Linked DNA regions of Homo sapiens: region 1 is linked to region 2. Evidence: read pairs that join two places in POLR2A ChIA-PET (ENCODE). Cell type or tissue: GM12878. All regions are shown on one strand. Each heading gives the region's core, and the rest is flanking DNA. Links, peaks and the distances in the headings are about the cores only.

The links. Peaks named below come from ENCODE experiments on the same cell type or tissue, not always from the same donor. Only the 100,000 strongest peaks of a DNase experiment are listed, where the experiment ranks them.
Region 1: POLR2A ChIA-PET joins it to region 2 with 14 read pairs; 2 of 35 experiments call an interaction of 5 or more read pairs at or near these places.

The regions. Positions count from the first base shown.
Region 1 is chr6:56,740,248-56,745,640 of GRCh38, reverse strand. All of the region lies in intron 4 of DST (dystonin), which reads left to right. Among named protein-coding and RNA genes, the nearest start is that of DST-AS1, 100 kb to the left of the region's middle. In GM12878, for the core only: no CTCF peak of the experiment used is centred there; no DNase peak of the experiment used is centred there; H3K4me3 peaks cover 1,370 bases; H3K27ac peaks cover 1,557 bases.
Region 2 is chr6:56,464,164-56,469,556 of GRCh38, reverse strand. DST (dystonin) reads left to right here. Exons shown (of 104, transcript NM_001374736.1): 98 at 558-575; 99 at 3,362-3,479; 100 at 4,801-4,872. Among named protein-coding and RNA genes, the nearest start is that of COL21A1, 220 kb to the right of the region's middle. In GM12878, for the core only: no CTCF peak of the experiment used is centred there; no DNase peak of the experiment used is centred there.

The DNA.
Region 1 (5,393 bases), core at 236-5,235, 280 kb before region 2:
TGTTATATCAGTGGTTTGTCAAATTTGATAGTTTTGTTTAGTTTTTTTTGGTTCATGACTTGTTTTGAAATATTCTTCCCACCCAACTATTTTAAAACCATTATTTTCTATATTTTTAAATGGTTCCATTTGTTTTAAGAATTGTCTTATTTCTAATATTGTATAATTTCTTCGTGTACTACCAGGTAGTATAAATCCAAAGATTTTACTGTAGCTGTGTGTTGGACTTGTTATTTCCACACTTCTCTTGAAATGTGCAAGAAGAAAGCTTTTCTTAACACCTTACAATATTTCTTTGTACATGCAGCAACATGAGAGTCTTTTGTTGCCACAACAGAGGCAGACAATATTTATTACTGTGAGACCAACTGTAGGCTTTATGTATGTGGGACTTTGCAGTAGTGACTAAGCTAAGAAATTACGTGGAAATAACAGCATTTGTATACTTTCACCTATGGAGTCCTAAAGTATTTTGGAAACTTTTTCTTAATGATGAATAATTTTATCTGATAACTTTCCTGGTAAGGACCTTCCTTTTAACAAAAGTAGGGTGGAGGGGCGAGTGGCTGGGGAGTGGACTGTGGCTAAGGCTCAGAGTTATTAAGTAGCTTCCTCTAAGTCTGTCCTTCCACAGAGATAAGTCACAGATGAGTGGATGAAAGTTGGATTGACTAGAACATGAACATCAGTTGTACGTCTATACTAATAGAAATAAACCATAATGATGTTCCTGTGGGAATGAACATTTGAAAAGATTTTTCAATTAAAATGAGAGTGGGGACTTTTTCCTATTACCCATTTCAACTACGTGGCAGCTACAACCTCCAGTCACCAAGTAATGTTGGCTGAGATTTCTGTGGTTGAAGGTCAAATCAGGTAGGCAAGTGAGGTGTTACTAGAGTGAGGCAGTGCTGTCAGCTGATGATTGGGTGTGAGCTGATAGCTCACAGGTGGTTTGAGATGGGATTCTGCAGGGTGGTGATGTGCAGCCTCTTTGATTTGTTTTCACCCAGCTCCCTGTTCACCAACCATCCATTGTCCATCTTTTTCAGGAACTGATCTTTTCAACGATCCCAACTATTCCTTCCTTCTTTCGTCTATAATACCAACAATCTTACAGCTGTTTACTTGCAATATTTTTACTGTGTTGTACCACAGAGCTATTTCCAGGCAGTAATGGGGAAACTGACTAGCGTCCTTTCTTCTCCCTCCATATTATTTCTACACAACTCTAACACTTAATGTTTACCTTTTTTTTTTTTGAGATACAGCCTTTTTCAAAGTTTTTCTCCATCTTTTAAAATTCACATCTGATCCTTAAACTCAGAAATCTCATCCCTGCCTTAAATTCTGATGTAACTTCTTAGTGAAGCATTGCAGCTCCCCTCCCTCCACTCTTTAGAGTCATTAAGCTCAGAAGGTAAATTCCATCTTCTGTGGATTCCCACCATTAACAATCGGGCCAAGCTTTACTTTTTTTTTTTTTTTTTTGAGACAGAGTTTCACTCTTGTCGCCCAGGCTGGAGTGCAGTGCTGTGATCTCGGCTCGCTGCAAACTCCGCCTTCTGGGCTCAAGCAATTCTCTTGCCTCAGTCTCCTGAGTAGCTGGGATTACAGGTGCCTGTCACCATGCCCTGCTAATTTTTTGTATTTTTAGTAGAGATGGGGTTTCACCATGCAGGTGGTCTCGAACTCCTGACCTCAGGTGATCCACCTGCCTCAGCCTCCCAAAGTACTGGGATTACAGGCGTGAGCCATCATGCACAGCCCAAGCTTTACTTTTTATTTTTAACTCATTTTTTAAAAGTTAGAATTTTATTTCCTAAGTATGAAATTATAAAGTTGAGTAGGCTTTTACAAACTGCACTCTCTGCTCTTGGTAGCTTTGTGATCCTGGGCAAGTTGTTTAACCTCTAAGTGCCTCAGTTTCTTCATCTGTAAATGAAAGTTATCTCACTGATTGTTATGAGTATAATGTGCAGTGTGTGTGTGTGTTATATATGTGTGTGTGTAATTGAGAACAACATCTGGCAAATAATAAGTGCTCTCTAAGTGTTTGCTATTATTATTATCCTGGTTTCAGTGAAATAGACAGGCTTAGGCTTTCGTGTAGCGGAGGCAAGGGCTCTAAAGATAATTGGAAAAGGAGAGATAGGAAGAGAAGGGCTATTTACTAAGCAGATACTTTGAACTTCTCAGCAGGATCTGGTACAATTTATTCATTTACAGTATATTTAGAATAGGGTTAGAAAATCATATAAAGATGTTTTAAAGCATTTTGGCAACTGTTAATCCAGCAGTATTGTGGTGTGATTGAATGGTGGTTTTCTATTGCTGAAGTAAGTAGTGATCATTTTTGTTTGTTTGTTTTTTGGAATTAACTATGTATACAGTTTCTATTCAGGAAGGTCTATTGGTCTAACGTTTCAGACAAGCATAAGAATGCCAAAGATAGTTTGTCTTTTGCTTGTTTAGAACAAGGGTTCTTATGTCTTGACTTTTCATTATTCATTTATTCATACTTAGAAGTGAAGTGCTCCTAAATTTGAGGCACCTTGCTTTTCCTGCATTATTAGATTAGGGGTTCTATTGTTTGATGACATAAACGTTTAGAATCAGACTTCTTAAGATCCCACTTTGGCTGTGGAATTTTAGGCTAGATTGTTAATCTCTACAACTTTAATTTTCACAGCTTTAAACTGAGGACAGTACTACCCAACTCAGAATTATTGTGAAATCCAAATGAAAATGTATCCATAAGGCATACATAAAGAAATACCCAAAAGTGGTTTTCTCCCAGAAGGATGTATGTCTAGCCTATAAAGGTGATCCTTCCAAATCATGTTACTAGCACACATATCAGGGATAAGTTAAACAAGTTAGGCTGGATTTTTTTTATTTTTATTGCAGGGAAATTCTGCCTGGGGTGTTAGAAGAGAGAATGTGATGAGTTAGTTCAGCTGTGAAATCTAACATCCTATTGGTTCGCCTCATTGCAAAACAAAAAAAGGGAATTAAAACTTTTTTTAAAGGACTTCTTAAGAACAACTTTAAAATGAAAAGAAGAAATAGACAATTTGGTTTCTTTTTAGTAACAGTTGTATATATCCCCTACAAAAATAGTAGAGGAGTCTGGCTTTGTTAATATTTGTTTAAAAGGAGGTGTTGACTAGTTTTCAGCTTGCAAGTAGGAGTGTCTAGTCAGTGTTTTCTTTTCTACATAGAAAGTTAACAGGACTCTGACACATCAGAGTTTGTACGGAGAGAGTTTAGGGAACTGCTGCACAGATTTCCTGCAGAATGATGGGGCAGCTCATGAAAAATGATCAAGATTGGAACGCAAAGCTGGTGGGACTGATGTGCTGTATGGGTTAGTAGTATCACATATACTATCACTTTCATGTTTTCAGAACTGGGAAGGGAAAGTTGCACTACCTGCTTTGGTTTGCATGGCGATAGTTCAGCTGATTGTCGGGCATCTTTCGAAAACCTGTACTGAAATCAGGACAACTTCTGAGGCTCCCTGGAGAGAACTCCCCTGCCTATTGTTGTCCACAGAATATGTATTTATATAATCTCAATACTTACTGCGTGTGTGGTACTGAGTGAGTTTAGCTTTGTTTGGATTTCACTGAAAACCAGTCAATATAGATTGTAATAATCAGTACTCTTTTTGCATTTATTTGTTCCCCCCCAATTCTGTTATTCTTTGTCTTCATTGTCGTTACATATTTTCAGCTGTTACACTTTATAAGGGGGATATAAATATATATTTTTATTGAAAACTTAATCTATAAATGAAATAATTTTCAAATAGAGGAATGTTATAAAAGTTCAATTGTTTAAAATCACAGGAATGAGTTTCCCTTTTTGTTGCTGTAGCAACATTGCTCTAAATATAAATCTCAGTGTTAGACATCTCTAACTGAAATGAAATAAAGAACCATTATGAGACTTGTAATTGGAAAATTAGATGGTGTAATCTGGAATACTCCCTTTTGAAATAACTCCCTTTTGAAATAATGTGTATGGAAAGTGGTGTGATTTACAAAGTCTTCCCAGACTTAAATTATTCTCTGACTCTAGGTTGCTCTCTTGAAGAAAGTTGAAGCCTTTAGAATTCACATTAACTCTTTTCTCATTCCTGTAGCATTGTGGAAGCCTTCTCATGTTAAAGAGCATATTTTGGTATTTGAATGGGACTCATTTAAGTTGATCATGGTTTAAAAGAAGAGGTTTAGGTTGTTCCTGTTAGAAAACAGTATCAGAATTTATGAATTATGTGTGTTATTTAGTCTTTGTATCTTATGTACTTTAGTTACGGATCATAATTCCTAGATATTACCTCAGTAGTACCTACGAAATATCATGTTATTAGCAGTGCTTTTGAGCATCTAGCACAACAACAACAACAAAACCTCATTGATCAAAAGAACCTTTGTATAGTAAGTACCTCTGTACTTAGAGGTAAATTATTTGATTAAATCAGCTTTCTTAATATACTGCTTTGGTAAGTAATTAGCCAATTTATCTATAGAATCTGTTTTACCTCATGTTCCTTGAACTATAGGACCAGTTTTTATTCACTTAGAAAAGAAGAAATCTATTTTGTTAACCCTTTTTTACCCAAGAAGAAAATAGTTTATATAATACACATAATAGATTAAATTTATTTTGTGACTTATATGGAAACTCTATTCTTGAATTATAAAGATTTTTAATATATTATTAATTTTTTTTTCTTGAGGATTTAGCATCAGGGGCCTTGGTTGTTATTTAATGGGAATAATATGGATATTACCTAGGAAGTAATTTTTTTCATTTACTCTGTTTTCTTTTTGCTGGATGCTTAGAACATCACTGCTGAAAATGTGATATGAGTGCTAGACTTTGGCACAGAACTTCCATTGTTTGCAATCAGTTGTCCAAAGTTCACATCACATCACAGAGCCAGATTCCCCAGCTCCCTGTCTGTGACTGAGATGTGGTCAGCACTTCCATTTGAAAAATGACAGTATCTTGGGGATAGTGGAAGCAACCTTGTAGGGAAACATAAGAGTTGGGTCCTAACCAAGGCTCTTTCAATGTTAAATGATTAAGTCAGAGATTCTTTTTAGTGGAGAAATTGACACATGGCTGGCTTCTGTTTTGCTACCCTACTTCCTGTCCTTTAAGCCCCACCTGACTGCCCTGGATGAGGTTGGTCCTTCTCTCTTTTGTGCTTGCATACATGGTGAGTGCCATGTACTTCTCTCAACTGGTGTGCTTACCACACTGCCTTTCTGTCAGGTGTCCTCTCCAGGTCATGAGCTTCAGAAACCAAGACTAGTGCTTTCTCTGCAGCCTGGTGGTCTCAGTGTTACAGGACAGGGGTCCAGATTCAAACCCCAAGA
Region 2 (5,393 bases), core at 96-5,095:
TCAAACAAGAAAGCTACTCTAATCCAGAACCACAAAGTTAAAAATATGGACTCATTTTAATAAATATGAAAAGAGAGGATAATGTCTTCTCCACTTGTGCAGTAATTTTTGCTTTTATTCAAAATCTCAATTAACTCGGTTCACTCTCTTCAAAACAGAAGAACAGTGTGACTTCATTACTCTTTCTCTATTTTTTTTTTTCTCTTTTGGAACATCTCTTATATGTAGTAGCTAGATAAGAAATGTGCTGAGTTTCCCCAATACAGTGTGCTACTTCTAAATGAAATATTATTTTTATTTTTATACTTAAAAAAATAATCATCAATGTATTCAAAATTTTAACTTAAATTTGAAATCCTAAGATTTTCAAAAATATGTGTACAGAAAATAGTCTGATTATTTGGTTTGAAATTGGGACAACTGGGTGCCTGCACATCTCTAAACTAGATACTACATCCAGAAGCACAGAGTGTGAGTATGTGTGTATGTTCTAGAGTCATACAGAAAGTTTCCTGTTGAACTAATTGTGTCTTTCTTCCATTTTTCATTTTTATCAGTTCTTCCTGGGAAATCAGGTATAAACCAGTGGAATGTATTCTCAAGTTCCTGATGATTTTTTTTTAACTTTAATTCATAGTCATTAAAGCTTGCCATGGCCAATCTTTCCCATGCTGTCTCCCTAGCTACTACATTGTTGGTTGGCGTGGTGTTTCTGTAAACGCTATAAGGGTCCTTGATCCAGGATTCCTTTTTGCCTTGTGTCTCTCAGATGAGGAGATTACTTTTAAGCAAACCAGATAATGAATTGTAGCTTGGCTTGCTACAATGTTACGAATGCAATTTTTAATTCCCATTTTTTATAATATGAGCATATATTTTATGCTAGTACTCATTGGAACACAAATTTGATTCTCCACACATCTCTGTGTTAGGCTCATTGGTGTTTAACTGTTTAGGACATACGGTCTACAGTAGCTGAGAAGGATCAGCCTCAGGCAGTGACACAGGAAGACAGAGAGCCAAGAGGTCTCCTTGGCACTCAGCCACAAGTAACAAGTTCTCTCCAAAGAAGCTATTTGCCATTTGTTCAAAATCACCAATTTTGGGGCTTGGCATCTCTGAGTAGAAATGTTAACTCAGTAGGCTTTAAGTAATATTCCTTTTGAGGAAAGTTATCGCTATAATATATGCAGAATCTTAAAGTCACATTTTATGCCATCTTGATCGAATATTTATATTATTGGCACTTAAGTCAATATAAAATGTTTATGTTGACATTTAAGTCAGTATAACCTGTGTAGTGGCACTACATCATGATCAGAATTTTGAAACTAAGGAGATACTCTGTTTTGATTTAAACATGTTCATGAAGCTTTTATTTTATTTTATTTTATTTTACTTTGGAAAGAACCATGCTATCTATAGTATCTGACCATATTACATTAGATATGACTCTGCCACTCCATTTTAAAGCCATATTACATCTCAAGCTTCAAATTATCTATTACCTTTATTTATTGCAAGCAAATAATTTATTTAAAATAGAAATAGTTACTTGGAATAGATTTTTAAAACTTCCATTAGTTATACTATAATACTGAAATGTTACTTTTCCATTCTTGCTATTTTCGGAGTCAGCAAATGGGAGAGCATCTTTTATTTGCAGAGAGAATGAGAGAAATACCTCAAAAGGTTTTACTCACTGAAAGCACAGTCAGCAACATTAGTCTATTTTCTCTTGTCTTGTGATTTGGTTACTGGGAATATTTAGAGAAATTCTGAAGATGATGTTAGTTGTCTGGAGAATGCCTAATTAAAACAGAAAATTATTTGTATTCATTACACTTGAAATATCATCTCTATAAGGAACTTTTAGTTATTTCCTTATAACTTTTGTTTTGAGTATAATCTTGAACCAAAATCATCTAGTCCCATTATCTGGTTCCTTAAGGGTAATTTTCTTTAAATCCCCTCCTTTCCCTTTGCTTATTAGCGGCACCAATTTTTTTCTAACAAAATAAATTTACACTTTTATTTTTAAATTTTAATTAACATTTCAGGAAGAATTATAGGAAAGTTTAAGTCTCAATGTTTAAGGAAAAAAGATTTAGAAATAGTGGTTTTTAAAAGTTTGATGGAAAAACACATGAGTTCCTGCTGGTGCATTTTACATGCTTTCTAGGTCCTTCTGAGTTTTAGGATCCTGAGGGATTTGGTTGGTATTGTTTTTGGGTTTTCTTCTTGAAACTCAGTATTAAAACACTGAAAAGTAGCAGATTTTTTTCTACCTAGAGTTTTCTGTTTATCCATCATGAGCCCAAATAAAGTCACAATTGTATGTTACCTGCTTTACAAAGAAGCCATTTATGTTTAATTGACTGTTCATTTTGCTTTCTTGTCTGCTGGGATGACAACCGTGAAATTCAGTCTGGTAGTTTTTATGAGTTGGACATGAACCTATTAGAAATGATTTAAAGTATAAAATCATTTCTCACAGGCTTTCAAAACATAAACCTGTGATCAGAAACCTGGAATCTAGAAATTTATTCAGGACTTGCAGAATTTGTAGCATATCTACATTATTGGAGATCTATTGAAAGGGCAAGAAAAAGATGATTGCCTGTTAGTATCAACAGTTATGGTACAGACAACTATGAGAGAAACCTTTTAGATTTGGCAGCTGTATCATTAATAATGTGTCATTGGCTATTCTAATATTACAGTAATCTAAAATGGCATATTAATCCAGCCTTTAACAAATTGGTTTACCAGATCATTAGGGATGCAGAAATTTTAGTTGACTGTGAAATTTATATGAGTCATACTCATTTACTTTATTCTTTTTAAGTGAAAACTGCCCTTACAGAAAAGAAAATGAGTTTATAAAGATTTCTCACAGAGTTCAGTGGAAAACGGTTTTACTGTAAGAGAGAGTTTAATGAAGAAGAATCAAAGCTTATTAAATTTTTCTTAGAATCATTTTATTTTGGATAAGCCCTGGGCAAGTGGGCCAGTGCTTACTTTCATGGCTATGTTTAATTCCTAGAAACATTTTAAAATTACTGCCTTACTAATATTGTTTCTGTCATAAGAAAGAAAAATAATTTTTAGACCAAAGCTTTGGTAGTATACTTGATAACCTTTGTAATCTTTTTTTTTTCAAACTGTTTCCTTTGGGCTAAATCAGCATGCAGCCGTCTAACACAAATCATTACAAACCCCCTTTTCTGAGATTTTACTAATCGCTATGAACTAAGCAAGAAATTAAAGTCGGTTGCTTTAGCTACTGCAAATTGCACATCATCCTGTAGTTTAGAATTATTATTGACAACTAGAGGTTCTTTCTTTCTTCACTGAACAGTTTGGAGACTCCCAGCAACTGCGACTGGTCCGGATCCTGCGGAGTACTGTGATGGTTCGTGTTGGAGGTGGATGGATGGCACTTGATGAGTTCTTAGTGAAAAATGATCCTTGCAGGGGTAAGGAGATGCTTATCATGATAACATCATGAAAGTATTTCAATTTTATATTATATCCAGCACCAAAACATACTGGGCATAATTTTGGTCATTTATTCCAATAGTGAATGTTTCACATTGGTCTGTCAGCCTAAAGTTCCCAAAGAACCTGTGGCAGTCATGTAAACCATATTCTTCTCATTTTTTTCTTTCTTTTTTTTTTTTTTTTTTACTTTTTCTGGATAAATATGGTGGGCGGGAAATACTAGAATCCATTTTCTTTAGGAGACTTTTACATCTACGATTTTCCAAACAATTATACCAACCAAGGAAAGGATTTTGTCTGTTATGACATAGCAAAGTAAGAGAAAAGAAAATTGAGGTGATGAAGACCGAAAATACTGGATAATAAAAGTTTAAAGGTCAAAGTTTTTATGAAATGAAGAGCAGGTGAGGAAAGCCATAATTAAAAAATTTTTAAATAATAATCCAATGCTAACTTGACTCTTTGAAGTTGCAGATTAGAACATTAAAAATATAAACATATAATACTATAGCTCTCTACATATCTTCCAGCCCAAGTCCTAAGTTAGCTTTTAATTTTTCTGTTTTGAGATCCTTCTGTCAATTTTTAAGTTCTCAACCAATTTACGTTACACGTGGTCATTTGATTGCAATTTCTAATTAGGTACCAATTACTCAGTAGGCCCATTTTTCTTCCCCCCCAAGAAAAAAACAATAAAATTGTTATAATTTTCTTTTACCTGTGAGCTCACTGTAATCCTTTTTAGCAAACAACAAATGTTCACGTCAGTGCTGTCTCCTTCAGCTACCAAGTGGGATCCCAGGTTTCCTCCTGTAGGGCCTCTTGGTTTTGGTGATGGTGTCACCATCTGGTACACATAGACATATCAGTCATCAGGCTTCTCCACCAAGGCCACCATGGATTGTTATACATGTTATACAGTAGCCCTGCTCTCTCCTGGCCAAAGACACACCTGCGAGAGAAGTAAAACAAGAACAAAAGCTCCTGTTTGTTTTATATTTTGAAAATAATGTAGCCTAAGGTAAAATGCAACTCCATTTATGAAGAAATCAGAATACATAGTGTTCTGTTGGGTTGCTTAGGAAGGTTAGCATGGCTGTGGCACAGTCTTCCAAATACATTTTTCTTATTGAGCCAATCCCTTGAGTGCTTCTTTTCCTGATGCAACTTTTCTTCTAAAATGTGTGCTAAAGGCCAGATGTGAGCACCCTTTGCATATTCAACTACTGTACTTTGTTTCTTCTTCTGCTAACAGTATTCTTTAATGTGATTGGTATCCTGTGTCATTTTTTCTAGTTCATCATCATGGGAGTAAAATGTTACGTTCGGAATCAAACTCTTCAATTACTACTACTCAGCCTACTATAGGTTGGCAACCTCTCTCTTTGCCTCTCCCCTCTTTCCTTTTCTCTTTCCTACTTTTCCATTCTTGCTTCAGTCATTTGTTTTAAAATAACATGCTTCATCCATCGCGTATGGCTTAACTCATATCCAGCTGAGCTGGTGCTTCCAAATTTAAATTCTGAAAATTTGATGACTTTGGTTGTGTTACACATGCAGGTGTTATAAGTGATCAAACACATGCTAACACGTTGCTCACCGGGTTCTTGTGGAGTGTTCTCCGTGTGCGTATGTGTTTGTATGAGTGCTGCATCACTGACTACCTCACAGATCCTTGGGTCTGGTGTTTGTTATTGCATGTTGGTAAAACAGTTTTTCAAGGCATAAAATAAAAATACTAGCTGCCTCATTTAAGTGAAAAATCCAGAAGTTTATATGTTGTCATCATGACTAACAAGCCATCAATCATTGTGTGTAATTATATTCTTTAATTTATCCCCATGTTGAAATACTGGCATTCTCTTTACCTCAATAGTACATGCAAAAGA